2 separate regions of the Homo sapiens genome follow, and region 2 is linked to region 1. A link is an interaction called in ENCODE POLR2A ChIA-PET data of the cell type or tissue named here. Cell type or tissue: K562. All regions are shown on one strand. Each heading gives the region's core, and the rest is flanking DNA. Links, peaks and the distances in the headings are about the cores only.

Region 1 (4,557 bases), core at 417-4,416:
GAAAAGATATACAATAAATTCTCTTGACAGGCTTGTTCCTGCAAGTGTCTAGAAATTATTAAAATCTTCAGGTCACAAAAACTTAAATTTAATCTCCAAATTTAATTTAATCCCAAGTACTTGGCAAAGTTAACTGTCCTTAATAACAAATATTCACACCAGATGTTTTAGAACCTTATACTTGATAAAATGTTCTAGGCCGGGCACGGTGGTTCACGCCTGTAATCCCAGCACTTTGGGAGGCTGAGGTGGGCAGATCACCTGAGGTCAGGAGTTCAAGACCAGCCTGGGCAACATGGCGAAACCCCATCTCCACTAAAAATACAAAAATTAGCCGGGCATGGTGGCAAGCACCTGTAATCCCAGCTACTTGGGAGGCTGAGGCAGGAGAATCGCTTAAACCAGGGAGGCAGACGTTGTGGTGAGCCGATACTGCACCACTGCACTTCAGCCTGGGTGACACAGTAAGACTCTGTCTCAGTAAATAAATAAATAAATAAATAAATAAATAAACATTCTAATACTTCACAAGTGGTAATGTTTTAGGAGATATACTCTCTCTGCTAAATTGATATTAATATATTGGGTTAAACTTCTGTATTGGAAATTCTAAAATGAACATAAAATATTGGCAGAAGCCAGAAAGGAACATTATTGATTGACAATTAAGCAGGCACAGCCGAAAATATTAATCAACACAGCAAGAAAGACAGGCATAGGATTTGAAACGTGATGACCTGAGCAGTTCACATTTTCTGAATCGTATCCTCAGGAGGAATTAATGCAGAGGGAGTAATCTGAGGAAGAGTAATGAGAAGGAAATACGACTGCTTTGTAGATTGTAATGATTTCTGTTTCCTTAAAACCCAGATTCAGTCCAATGGGGTACTTAACAGAGCTCCAAAGAAAAATAGAAGTTTATTCTGCTTGGTGATTCTTTTTCTGCCATCCCCAAATCATAGAGTATGTTATTTGCTCATGTGACACTTCCGTTTGGGAAGAACAAAAGCAGCTGAACACATTAACTCTTCAAACAAGTTTTTTAAAAATAATATTAGTTCTAACAGCTGATCTTGAGATCTACACATTGCCAGGTGGCCAAGCCCTGTGGAAGGGATTCCAAATGCACCAGAAGTTAGCCAGGTGAGGTGATGTTGAAATCATTTTGCCTTAAAGGAGGGGAGGGCCAGGTCTCTCTCTTGGGTCTCCAGGAGAACAGCTGTCCATAGGAAGCCTCAGCACTCCCAAAGCCCACAAACTCCATGGCCTCAAGTGATGATCAAAGGTCTTCCCCGTCCCCTCTGCATCTTCCTCTCTTCTTATGAAACCAAGAGCCTCAGAATCACCACAGTTGAGGCCTCTTCTTCCCTGGAAAGCCAAATTTTGGGCTGCCAGGCTAGAGTGTTCTAGAACGTCCCTCCGTGAGTCCACAATCCACTCGGAGGAGCAGTGACCCCGTGAAGGAAGTACCCTTTTCTTCCACTAACCAGGTTTCTCTGGGGAGTCCCCAACTTCTTTTCTGCCACTGCCAGAGGAGTCTGGAGGCTCCAGAGACCTGAGAAACCAAGAGGGTTTCCAGACCAGCAGCACTGGCCCCAACCTGGGAGCGCATTCCTAACTTAACTGAATCAGAATCTGCATCTTACCGGGTTTCCCAGAGGAGTCGGATGCACATTAAATCTGGCCATGAGGGAGCCACTGTGGGGCAAGGGGGAGGATTTGAAAGCTGACTCCAGGAACCACAGAAATGGCAAGTTAAGGCGTCAGATGAGGGTCTCCCCGGCACTCATTATCTAGCTGTCAATCCACCTAGCACCTCACAAACACTGACCTAAAACTCCTTTCTACTTCCACCCCCGTTCCGGGGAGAAACTTGGGGATTAAAGACAAGGTCTGGCATTAATGTGAAGAAGCTTTAGGATGCCAACCGGGGGCAAATGCGCCTTTAGCAAAATAAAGCCAGGCTCATTACTTCACAAGAAATAGGGCCAAAGTTACATTAGTAAAAGCAATATAAATTCCATGATGCCCCACCTTACCGAGGGGAAGCACCCACCTGCCACATACAGTGTCTTTGTGTGACTTAGAAAAAGGTGGCAGAAGCCGGCTTTGCTACTGGACAGCACGTTTAGGTGAAGGAAGAGGTGCCCCTCTTCCACATGGTTCCAGCCCCCATGCACCCTGTCAGCAGGATACCTTGGGTACAGCCCTAAGCTGTGACCTGGAAACCCACAGAACAGAAAAGACATGTGACCAGAGAGCAGGGCGGCCAACACCTGTGCGCCAGGTCACTCAGGGTCCCTCCAGCTATGTCAGTCAAGAAAACAGCGTCATCTGCTGGTCTTATCCAGCATGGTAACAGAATTTATTCGAATCTATTGACAATGCCCACTTCTTATTTTTAAATGTTAATTTTCTCCTTACAAAAAGAATATCATCATATTACAGAAAAATAAGAAAAACGTCAGCCACAACCTCACTACCCTAATCTAATGCAAATTAGCATTTTGGTGTATTTCCTCCAAATCTCCTCAGGTGAGCGCTGCTGCTCTGTGGACATCTCCTGGCCCAGTGACACATTCCAGGCCCTGCGTGTAGGGAAGATGAGCACATTCTAGAAACTCATGTCAGAACCGGCCTTCAGTCCCCCTGCACAGTGATATGAGCTCTCCCTCCTGGTTCCCATCCCTTCCCCGTGCAGCTGTCTTCCCATTGTCTCTGATCTTGAGTTTGGTGATCTGTTGGTCAGCACCTTAGGCCCCCTCCTGACTTGTGATGCCCACTCCTTCTCTCCCCACCCCCTCGTTGCCAATTTGCTTGCTCCTCCGTAGCTCAGGGCCTCTTTAGGCAGTTGGCCTGGGGAAAGCTCCCACTTGGCTCAGTCCAGAGCCCAGCTAACTATGATCTCTACGTTGACCAAATGGTATAGTCCAGAACCATTTCCTTCCCGCCTTGAACCCAGCGGATGGAATTTGGGTCCTTTTCCTATATGCATATATCATCTTACTTGATTGCTGTCTGCCTTGACCCTACGCCTTAAGTCATTTCAGCTATAGGGCCTCCCGAGATCAACAGAGTTCACAGCAAGTACCCAAACCCTCCTTTCTGTTTGTACTCATTTGGCCTTTAATGCACCACCAATCCTCTTTTGAAAAATCTTATTGTGGCTTTTTGAATATTAAAAAAATCTTCAAACAAGTTTTTAAAATATCATATTAGTTCTAACAGCTGATCTTGAGATCCACACATCGCCAGATGGACAAGCCCTGCAGGAGGGATTCCAAATGCACAAGAAGTTAGCCAGCTGAGATTATTTTGAATCTGAGTAACCTGAGTTGTGCCTAGTTTCTCTGACTTCTGACTTTCTGCTCTGGAAGGGTTTCTTCTTTTCTTTTCTTTTCTTTTCTTTTCTTTTCTTTTCTTTTCTTTTCTTTTTTTGAGATGGTGAGACGGAGTCTTGCTCTGTCGCCCAGTCTGGAGTGCAATGCCGCCATCTCAGCTCACTGCAACCTCCACCTCCCAGGTTCAAGTGATTCTTGTGCCTCAGCCTCCCAAGTAGCTGGGATTACAGGCACCCGCCACCATGCCCAGCTAATTTTTTTTTATTTTAGTAGAGATGAGGTTTCACCATGTTGGCCAGGCTGGTCTCAAACTCCTGACCTCCAGTGATCCTCCTGCCTCAGCCTCCCAAAGTGCTGGGATTACAGGCATGAACCACCACGCCCAGCCTGGAAGGGTTTTGGTTTGGATTCAAGTTAGTCAAGTTCTTTGCTCTGTCTGCCCTTGACAATTCCCAAAGCCGACCTCTTCTCAGCGAGGTCCTGAGGCAATCCTAGAGGAGCATTTGCAATCGAGTAAGCATGCAAATGTGTGTCCTATGGTGTAAAATAAAATGTTTTCCATGTTGCCCGATAATTCTTTAAAATCAAATTTTAATGACTGACGTATCTTTGTAACATGTCATAATTTGCTTAGCCATTTCCCAATTGCTGGAATTGAGGTGGTTTCCAATATTTTGAATACCTAACTAATACAGTGATGAATAACTTGTACCAAAAATTTTGAATTATTTTCCTAAGAAACATTCCTAGATGTAGAGTCACTGGTTTACAGAATTTCAATATTTTTGTGGTCCTTGGTATATATTTCTCAAATTGCTCTCCAAAATGACGGTACCAGCTGAAAATGCCACCAGTGATGTCTAGGCATACTGGTTTCACAGCACATTGCTCAGAATGTCTTCTTTCATCCTTCAACAAACAGGTACTGTCTTAGGGGCTGGTGAGATGAAAACAAAATTCTTGCTGCTGCAGAGCTCAGATTCCAGTGCAGGAAAGAGACAACAACATGGAAAATACCATCACGTAAGTACTTATCAGATGCTACATGAGACAGATGGGAACATCTAATGCTGCCTGAAACTTCACAGAGGAGATGACATTCATACTGAAATTGAAAGAATGAGTGATTCACCAGGCAACAGGAAAAGAGAGGGCTTTCAAGCAGAGACAACAACACGGGCAAAACCAAACAATGGAGGTGAATAGCACGTCATGT
Region 2 (4,557 bases), core at 215-4,214, 560 kb after region 1:
GAGGGTCCTCAGGGACCCTATGGAGATTTTACTCCTTCAATAACGTGGGGCGTGTGGAAAGCAGGAGGGTGGAGGAGGAGGAGGGCGGGGAAGGAGGACTGGGAGAATGCACATTTCTTTTTTTTTTTTTTTTTTTGAGACAGAGTTTTGCTCTGTCACCCAGGCTGGAGTGCAGTGGCCCGATCTTGGCTCACTGCAAGCTTCGCCTCCCTGATTCATGCCATTCTCCTGCCTCAGCCTCCCGAGTACCTGGGACTACAGGCACCTGCCACCATGCCCGGCTAATTTTTTGTTTTTTTTCTTTAAGTAGAGACAGGGTTTCACCATGTTAGCCAGGATGGTCTCGATCTCCTGACCTCATGATCCGCCCACCTTGGCCTCCCAAAGTGCTGGGATTACAGGCGTGAGCCACCACGCCCGGCCCAGAATGCACATTTCTGTTGTGTATTTTGCTGACTCCCTATTTGGCTAGAAGAGGAAATTCTGCTACCCAAGTTCACGGGGTCACCAGCAGACCAGCAGCAAGTGCCCCATGGCCATCCCAACCTCCTAGACAGGGTCTCGGGGCTCTCACTTTCCCCCAAACTTCTGGCTACAACTAGACTCAAACTTCGGCATCTTCCCTCTCCTTGCGTTCCTCTTTACTCTTTTCTAGGATCTTAGTAATCCCTCCATCCTGTCCTCCACCTGACCACAGAGCGGCACGGTGTGGGCAGCGCCACAGCCTGTGGGCAGGGCCAGCAGAGCCCACTGCACCACTCCCATCTGCTCTCTCGGGGTCTGAGGGCTGTAGCAGATTCTCTAGCTGAGCTCTCGGTTTTGGGGTGGTGGTACTGCATACTAACGTATCAGGAGACATGGTTTGACAGTGAATACTGGCTTTCCTTCCAGGGACAGATCAGCCATCACTTCATGGTCAACTTTGTTTGGTAGTGCTAGGAGCCAAGAATTTACCTGTGCGGCCAGATGGCACCTTGAACTCATTTGTTAAGGGGTAGGTATTCGATGTAATCAAATATTTATTGGTGATCTAGTATACATCACAACATGGCCCAGAACCTGCAGCGAACACTAAAAAACGTAAGCCACTTAAAACGTCTTATTTTAGCTTTCCTATGAAAATCTAACAACACATATTAAAGACCCTGATTTCCAAAAATTCACGGGATGTGTACATGCTGGAGTACTCGAAACCCTAATCTTCTCAGTTCTGTGATATCAGGAAGCCAGTTTTGAAATCAAGCATGAAAATGTGGTGTGGTCAGTAAATATTTCCTAAGCTTAACATCTCCTCTTGGACCAACAGTAAAACGCATGACTGTCCACATTTCATTCTCATTCAGTATAGGTGCATTGGCCCCTCTAAAAGTAAGGCAAATACCATTATTACATTGAATTGCAAACTCCCCGTCAGTGACATAGGGAAAAATGACGGTCAAGATAGAACTCAGGCTGGACGCAGTGGCTCGTGCCTGTAATCCCAGCACTTTGGGAGGCTGAGGCAGGTGGATCACCTGAGGTCAGGAGTTCAAAACTAGCCTGGCCAACATGATGAAACCCCATCTCTACTAAAAATACAAAAATTAGCTGGGTGTGGTGGCGGGCACCTATAATCCTAGCTGCTCTGGAGGCTGAGATAGGAGTCTTCCTTGAACTTGGGGGGAGGAGGTTGCAGTGAGCTGAGATGGTGCCACTTCACTCCAGCCTGGGCGACAGAACAAAACTCCGTCTCAAAAAAAGGAGAACTGAGCTTATGTTCTAATCTTGTTGCTTATCTGCATGGCCTTGGACAAGCTTGTCTGAGTTGATTTTCCTGAGAACAGGGTTAAAAGGAGATAACGTGTATCTGCAGTCATGGTGGGAGGCACCCCAAGGAGGAAAGATTAAGATGAGGGCCACGAGGCCTCAGCATGCAGCTCGCCCTTCATACCTGATGCAGAATTCGGCCCTAAGGGAAATGTGCCGAGTCCTGTGGTTCCCACCCTGCTTCACTGGGGAGGGTGTGGATGTTGTGGACTTGGCACTTTTCTTAGTGCTTCCCGTCTGCACTGACGCACAGGCCTCAGGAGAGAAGGCCGTGTGGATGGCAATGATTGCAGGGTTTGTGTTCCCTCTTCAGCTGTCTCACTCTGCCAGACCAACAAAAACTGAGACTGAAGTCGCCAGTCCTGAGGAAGCAGGCTTGCCCCCAGTGGAAACACTCATTTGTCTTCAGTGGCGTAACCCCAGCTCAGCTGAGGCAGTCAAGCTTGGAGTTAACTGTCTGGGATCAGGCCCTCTTTGGAATGAACGACCGCTTGCTTGGAGGAACCAGACTTGGTTCAAGTAAGTCTGAGACATTGAGCCCAAACGTTTATACTTTGTGATTATCCTAATGGGTACCGTGCAAAGAAAATGCTTCCACCAGGGCAGTGACTTAACTGGTTTTGAAATTGCCTAGCCTGCCTTAATTGGAAATGCCTAAGTCTAGTTTTTACTCTACAGCTGAGCCATAATACAGCCAAGTATTTTGACAATTTAAATCAGATTTAGATCTGCTAAAGAAACAAAAATTATAGGCCTCCAAACGGGCTAGGTACAGTATTTGCTTTTGTTTCTGGCGTCAATCATAAAAGGATTATTTTCTTAAATGAAAATATCTTCTTAAACAAATGGCAATTCAGAAAGTACTTCATCAAAAGTGGTCAGAACAGCAGTGCTGTCCAGAGCCGCTCGGCAGGGCACCGCCGGCATGGTAGGTGGACAGCCCTCTGCTGTGAGGTTCTGTGCCTGGCACTGCTTCTGGCTGCCAGCAGTGTCCCTGACATGATGACAACCAAAAACACCTGCACACATCTCCAAGGACCTCCAACTGAGAACCAGTGACTGAAGAGAAATAAGCTTCACTGCTCCATTGCTTTTCAAAGATATTTTGTCCAAAGCATACTGTCTTCCTCTAAGAATCCCTTCCCATGGGCAAGCCCAGCCCCCAGTCTGAGACGGCCCCACCCAGCTAGCCATGCTGGTGTGCAACTATCCACTCCCTTGGTGAAGACCCAGCCCACCAAACCAGAGTCCTCGCCTCACTTTCAAACTACAGAACTCCAGGCTGTTAGAGCCTCGCAGAGCAGAGGATGCCTGCGTGAATCCCAGTCTCAACACCAGCTTTGTTGGGGTGGGAGTGGTGGTGGCGGCGTCTGTCATCAGTGGTTGGCCTTTTAATGTGGACTTGAGGTGAAAAACTTCTGGCTGGTCATCATTTTTAAAGGGATGAGAGGGGATGAAGTGGTGCCCTCCCCGACCATGGCTAAATTGTCTTCCTCTCTTACAGAGGGAGACACAGCTGTTGGCGGGGATGCATGCTCACTATCGAAGCTCCAGTGGCAGAAAGTCCTTTCCAGCCCCAATCTATGGACAGACATGACTCTTGTCCTGCACTGACATGAAGGCCTCAAGGTTCCAGGTTGCAGCAGGCGTGAGGCACTGTGCGTCTGCAGAGGGGCTACGAACCAGGTGCAGGGTCCCAGCTGGAGACCCCTTTGACCTTGAGCAGTCTCCATCTGCGGCCCTGTCCCATGGCTTAACCGCCTATTGGTATCTGTGTATATTTACGTTAAACACAATTATGTTACCTAAGCCTCTGGTGGGTTATCTCCTCTTTGAGATGTAGAAAATGGCCAGATTTTAATAAACGTTGTTACCCATGTCCTCCAGTGCTTATCAAATGAGGTAAAAGGCCGGCTGGTGGGCATGGTAACTCCCCCCTGTAATCCCAGCAACTTTGGGAGGCTGCAGTGGATGGCTTGAGCTCAGAAGTGTGAGATCAGCCCAGGCAACATAGATACCCTGTCTACAAAAAAACCAAAAAATTATCCAGGTGTGGTGGTACACACCTGTAGTCCCAGTTACTCAGGAGGCTGAACCGGGAGGATTGAGCCCAGGAGGTTGAGGCTGCAGTAAGCCCCGATCATGCAACTGTGCTCCAGCCTGGGCCAAAGTAAGACCCTGTCTCAAGGCGGGGGGGGGAGTCACAGCTTCGCTGTGAGAAGCACTTTATTTTTTGAGACGGAGTCTCCCCGTCACCAGGCTGGAGTGCAGTGGCACGATCTTGGCTTGCTGCAAGCTCCGCCTCCCGGGTTCTAGCAATTCTCCTGCCCCAGCCTCCCAAGTAGCTGGGATTATAGGTATGCACCACCACACCAGGCTAATTTTCGTATTTTTAGTAAAGATGGGGTTTCACCATGTTGGCCAGGATGGTCTCGATCTCCTGACCTCGTGATCCGACCACCTCGGCCTCCCAAAGTGCTGGGATTACAGGTGTGAGCCACTGTGCCCGGCTATGAGGAGCATTTTAGAGGAGCCTGATGAGTGTTGGAGCAGTCTTTCTCTCCTGTGGAAACCATCTCGAGGAGGTTAGGTGACCCATGGAGCACCATGTCTTGGGTTGGTCAGCTCCAACTTACCAGTGTACCCCCAGGGACACCACGGCCCCTCACGAAACCTGGCCAGAGGACAGCATAGAGCCCAGACGAGTCGGCGGTAGCCCTCCCACCCCACACACAAGCACACACCCGTGCT

What was found. ChIA-PET counts read pairs that join two places held together with the same protein. Peaks named below come from ENCODE experiments on the same cell type or tissue, not always from the same donor. Only the 100,000 strongest peaks of a DNase experiment are listed, where the experiment ranks them.
Region 2: POLR2A ChIA-PET joins it to region 1 with 5 read pairs; 2 of 35 experiments call an interaction of 5 or more read pairs at or near these places.

The regions. Positions count from the first base shown.
Region 1 is chr6:158,203,139-158,207,695 of GRCh38, forward strand. No RefSeq gene overlaps it. Among named protein-coding and RNA genes, the nearest start is that of GTF2H5, 37 kb to the left of the region's middle. In K562, for the core only: a CTCF peak has its summit at 2,338 (motif pointing left); a DNase peak (open chromatin) is centred at 2,303; H3K27me3 peaks cover 2,022 bases.
Region 2 is chr6:158,761,185-158,765,741 of GRCh38, forward strand. SYTL3 (synaptotagmin like 3) reads left to right here. Exons shown (of 18, transcript NM_001242394.2): 16 at 892-994; 17 at 2,120-2,325; 18 at 3,311-3,687. The coding sequence ends at 3,420. It overlaps MIR3918 (microRNA 3918), which reads right to left and starts at 3,569; the gene lies at 3,477-3,569. RefSeq lists a silencer at 1,673-1,967. In K562, for the core only: no CTCF peak of the experiment used is centred there; a DNase peak (open chromatin) is centred at 1,867.